2 separate regions of the Mus musculus genome follow, and region 1 is linked to region 2. Evidence: chromatin loops called from intact Hi-C (ENCODE). Cell type or tissue: left cerebral cortex. All regions are shown on one strand. Links, peaks and the distances in the headings refer to the core of each region. The heading gives the core; the rest is flanking DNA.

Region 1 (2,819 bases), core at 66-2,565, 70 kb after region 2:
TAACTGGGCCACGTGGAGGCTGGCTGTGGTGGTGGGGAGCATGTTACATAAGAAAGCGACTTGGCATTCTATGCACACATAAAAAAGGGACAAACATAAAGGAAACATAGGGTACTTTGATGAATATTTTGAAGTCTCCATTTTATTCTGGACATTCTTCTTATGTACTGGAATGCTTCATATTATAATTGTCTCTCCTTTCCAATAGAGAAGCCCGGAACTAGTTTTTCTAGCATCCCTTGCAACTAGAGCATAACCAGATGACCTTGGCCTTTCCAATCCTTCCTGAAATGTGGGTTTGGCTGAAAAGAATTCTGGGTAACAGATGCACCTAGAAGACATTTGCTCCTGAGGATGTCCTGATGTGCTTTGAAGAAGCTGCTGGCAGAGGCCCTGAGCAGTGACACGATGCTGCTGGAGCTGTCTGCTCATGAGTGTGTACTCTACTGTTTTTCTGTTGCTTCCACATTTGACTCAGCTCCCAGAAAGAAGCTCCTGCTATAATCTTAAAGATCTTTCCTGATAACATGAGTTAACTAAACTGTTTACAACCAAGCACATGGATAAGCTCAGACTTCATTCTAGCTATGGTTCCTGGTAAGCTTTCAATACTGAAAATACATTTATCTCAGTTAATCCTCCTGTCACTGGGTCCTCAAACAGTAAGTGGCAGAGCTAAGAATGAACCCTCGCATCAACAATAACCTGAAACCCGGTCACTAACAGGGAACACACCTGTATCCCTCTGCAACCCTGTGTTTTACTCCTATAGAATGAGCAAACTGGACTGGAAATACCTCTAAGTTTATTTCCACTGTAAGTAATTAGATAGTTCTGTATTCTGGGAGAGTCTTTCCATCATTGAGAAGTCAGTTAATCCTCACTGGACATCTGACATGATGATCATCTTCTTAACATCCTAAGAAGACACTGGCAGGATGAAATGGGGCAGAACCTGCAGGTGACCCAGGAGCTTGGACCACAAAGCCCATAGATGCTTTTCCAATCATGGAGAGGGTTTGGAGTTACTTTCAGTAGCGCTATGCTCACATTCCCATAAGGAGGTTGCAAACACCTTGTCTACCGTGCCTCTACCAGCAGCATTGACCCCACAAATGCTGTACCAAGGGAGCCTTGAGGTTTTGACAGAGGCGCTGAAGCAATGGATTCTGGTAGATGAAGTAGAGAAACAAGACTGGGAAAGCTGGCTGCTCTCCCAGCACTGTTACTTACAGGATGGCCCTGAGCAAGCCCTATGGCCTCTTCAATCCCCATGATCCCCTGAAACACTGAGCACCATGGTGCAAACCAAATGAGATAATGCAAGTAGAAGCACTCTGGAAACTGAAAGGAACTACAGAGGCTCACCAACTCTATGGGGCTATTATTAATGTAGAGAGCAATCAAAGGATCTAAAACTGTCTGCATTTGAATAGTGTTTCCTATTTTGCAGCATGGTTTTCTCGTTTTGTCTTCACATGTGAGAAACTGGGGCAGTTATTATTATCTCCATTTCACAGATGAGGAAACAGGACAAGCGGCAGTGCCAGCCCTGGGAACCAGGCATCCAATTCCAACCCACATCCTCTCCTGCATATTTGCAGGTACTCCATCCCTGTCCACTGTGCAGGAACACAGCCTGGATGGCAGAGTGCACCTGTCAGCAATGCAGGTGGAGGATGTCTGCAGAACGTTAGCCCTTAGGAAGACATGTGGCTTGCAGTACCCTGGACCATCAGCTGGGCTTCCTAGGGAAAGACATGTAGACTTTCAGTTTCTCAATAGCAGCGGAGAGGCAATAAAACCCGAAATAGGGTGTTAAATGCTAAATAAGGCCTAGATAGAGTATCAGTCCATTTTCTGTTGCCAATAACATAATACCAGGGACTGGATGATTTCTACAGAAAACAAGTTTCTTTTGGCTCATGATCCTGGAAGCTCGGTGGTCAAGGGACTGCATTAGGGGATGGCTGACTTGACAACAGAGTCCTTCAATGCTGCAGGAAAGCCTGTGGCCAACGACAGGAAGTGTGCATGCATGTATTCCACAGTCTCAATCTCTCCTTGCAAAGCCACCAGAATTCCACTGGCTTTGATCCAAATCACCTCTGAGAGGCCCCACCGCTAAATACCATGGCCAGAGTAACCTCATAGAGGTTCAAATCCTATATGAACCAGCCTGGAAAGAAACAGCCAGTTGATACAATGATAGGTAGAACAGATGTTGCTAGAGCAACCAACCACAGTCTGATTAGATTTAAGGCCTGCTTCACAAGATACAACTGATGCCTATCAACTGAGCTAAGAATCTCTGGTTGGTTATGTCACAGGCCCTAGGGCAGAACCTGCTACTATTATTCTACTAGATTTAGTATCAAACTACCTTCTAACTACTTATCTTCTACCCATAAATTCATGCAGCCCTCAACCTCATCAGAGAAGCTTCCTTTGCAAGAGATGGCAATCAATGCAGAGACTCACAACCTGTCAATGTGCAAGGAATAAGAGACTGGCGTGTGCTGAGCTCGGAATGGGACAGCTATATAATACCCCTCCCTGAAAGTTCCATAGATCGTCGTGGAAGAGGGGTCAGGAGATTGTAAGAGCCAAAAGTGTGGACATCTGCAGCAAACTGTTTGCCAGATATGACAGGCTGAAGACCCGTAAGCATGAAATAAGTGCTGTGCAGCCCCAGCTCCAGCCCAGATGCTGGGTATTCTAAGCTTCTACATTATGGAGTCGTTAGTTATTCAAAATACTGCTGGCGCAGTGGCTTTATCTGAAGCATTGATTTTAAATTATAGGACCTACTTGGATTT
Region 2 (2,819 bases), core at 80-2,579:
AAGGGACTGGGGCAAGCTGGTATCATAGCAAGGTAAGATATAGAAAACACAATGTCTACCTGGCTCTGTGCTCTCCTTGCCCCTTTGCTAATCAACTTCACCAGGTTCCAAATAGTACCTGACCACTCTTCCTATCCAGAATTCCAGGAAAAGACCTCAATCTCTCAGCAGGTTTAAGGAAATCGGCTGTGTCTGCTAGCCAGGCAGGACTGAGGATTTCGTCCCACAATTCTGCTGTGGTCTAGGTACAGAAATACAGTGTTGGAAAAGCCAGTCCCATTGTTCCATAGCATGCTAGGTGTCTACAATTATCAATAATTTACTGTTTGTGTCAAAAGAGCTGGAGAACAGACTTTGAACGTTCCCAATATAAATAAATTATAAGTTTTCAAGCTGAGAGATACCCCAGTTGCTCCTACGAGATCACTGTGCTTGTACGCCTGTATCCATAAAAGTGTACAATTATTACACATCAATGAAGAAATTTTTAAAAAGTCCAACCCTACTGTAGGCTGTAGATATTTTCCCAAAAGCCTTCAGGAGAAATGAAGCTGAGAATTAAGTACATACAAACCACACAGTTCAATTTTAATTACTAAAAATAATAACTCATGCAAACATGATCTAAATGCTTTCTAATAGTAAAACAGGTTTGATATCACAAAAATTTACACTGCTTCAAGACGGATCAGAAGTCCAGATTCCGAGTGAACGCCTTCCAATTTGCAAGAATTCAGCATCAGTATTTTAAACCGTTAATCCCATGCATGGTGATTTGATCCAAATGCTTGCTGATCTCCTTGGCTAAGGCATGCACAGACTGCTAGCATTTCCTTTGAACAAGTTCACTCCAATACTCTGCATGTACATTTCCAAACCCAATTTACAGCTAAAATGGAGGCTGGGAAAGCAGACCCATTTCTTTTCCTGAGGGGAAAAATAAGTTCCTCAAATTGTTCGTTACCTGTACTGAAGGCTGAGAGACCCAACCTTCAAACACTCTGAAAACCTCCCGGGACAAGAGGATTAAGACCTAAGTTGTCTGGGAGCAACTTGCCAAATGCAAAGAAAGCCTCCTTTTCATTGTGACCAGGCCCTTCCTGACCATCTTCCACTTCCTGAATTCTTTGAAATGAGTCATATGCTCCTTCCTAAAGCACCTCAGAGGGGAAGAAGGAAATCTGGGGGCTCCTCACACCCATCCGTTCCATTCCCCCCTTGAGTGGGATGTGCAAATTTGCGTCTCCTTGGAGCAGCCTCTGGTACAGATGGCGTGTTCTTGGGAATGTGCTTGCCTCTCAGGAACTCGCCCAGGGCAGGGCTGGCATGAGCATATGGCCTTCCCTATCAGAACAAGAACAGGGGAGTTGGGGACTCAAGTTACCCAGGAGTAGCACCCCAAAGATGGCTCATTTAGGACTAACACTAGCTGGCATACTCTACCCTTCACATAGTAAGAGCATCGTAATGGTGACTTCCTTTCTTTTCTTTGCACCATTTGACCTCAGGGGGCTTCCTGTGCTATTTAGAAAACGTCATCTCTCTTATACACACTTTGAACCTTCTAAATTACTAGATTATGTTTATCCCAAGCCTTCTCCCACATATAAATCATGTCTTTGTTTTTCTGGATTCAGAAGGAAAAATCATTTCAAGCCAAGAGATAGCCTAGTGGACATTAAATCCAGTTGCTCCAGGGCCCCAGGTAGGACAAGTTGTGTTTGTTGCCTTTGACAGGGAATCTGCAATTCTACATGACAGAATGTGGTTTCTGGGGAAACAGTCTCCTTTGGGGGATAGTCTGAGGAGCGTCACCTTCATTCAGTAGCATCCCTCCAGTTTGGGGGTGAGAAAGCAGGAACAGGGAGAAGATTCGGTCAGAGTGCAGCCTGTGAGATTTGTGCACCAGCTTGCTCCTACAGACACATCCTTGAATCTCTAAAGGATAAGCAGAGCATCAAGAAATGGGTCAAAGAAAAACAAAGGCAAGGGGATGTTAGGGCTGTGCCGCATCAGGACACACAGCAGGATGGCTCAGCTGCTACTGGAACAAAGTGTCCCTTACCAACAGAACAAGAAAGACATGTTCCCATGACACAGCTTTGTCCCTTGCCATACCACCTCCAGCAGCAGACAGACTCCTCTCAGGATTAGAGGGATGTTGGTTCTGTAATGCTTTACACATGAGACCTGGAATAATTGTTATTATTCGGTGTGATGGTGTGTAGCTTATAGCGTCTGTGACTTGACAATCAAGTAATGAGCTATTGATGAGGGAAATGAACCAGACGACAGCAGAGGCTGGAGACCATTAACATCTATGCCTGTTCTTGATGACTGTTATCACCCAGGACTCCTTAATAATAGCTCGTAATTATAATCACATTTATTGAGATGTTACTCTATACTGAGTGCTTTATACAGATGAATACATGTTAGCTTCGCAACAGTGCCTTGAGAAAAGTGCTGTTGCTATTCTGATTTACAGAAAAGGAATATAGAAGATGCAAAGAAAAAGGTCCACCATGTACCAGGGCTGGCATTCTCAAGACACACTTGCCACTACAAAGTTGTCCAAAAGCACAGAGAATGTCAAACTGCTTAAGACCCCAGGCCTGATGGCCTGAAGAGAAGGAATGTGAGGCTGGGTTGACCTGGCCTGGGAGCACCATGAGGAGAGCATGAGCTCAATGCCATGCTGTTGGTTTCTACAGCCACAGGGAAGGAGGGAGGACAGCTCCTCTGAGAGCTAAATGTTCACAAGAAAGCACCCAGCAGATTCTGGGTGAGGGAGACAGATTCTGATGCAGTGTCCCGAA

The links. Hi-C counts contacts between places; a loop is a spot of excess contacts. Peaks named below come from ENCODE experiments on the same cell type or tissue, not always from the same donor. Only the 100,000 strongest peaks of a DNase experiment are listed, where the experiment ranks them.
Region 1: a loop joins it to region 2, with 4 times the contacts of the local background. A loop is called at or near these places in 2 of 42 quality-filtered maps.

Annotation. Positions count from the first base shown.
Region 1 is chr7:123,752,156-123,754,974 of GRCm38, reverse strand. No RefSeq gene overlaps it. Among named protein-coding and RNA genes, the nearest start is that of Gm30335, 160 kb to the right of the region's middle. In left cerebral cortex, for the core only: no CTCF peak of the experiment used is centred there; DNase peaks (open chromatin) are centred at 413 and 1,488; H3K27ac peaks cover 832 bases.
Region 2 is chr7:123,822,602-123,825,420 of GRCm38, reverse strand. No RefSeq gene overlaps it. Among named protein-coding and RNA genes, the nearest start is that of Hs3st4, 160 kb to the left of the region's middle. In left cerebral cortex, for the core only: no CTCF peak of the experiment used is centred there; DNase peaks (open chromatin) are centred at 891 and 1,243.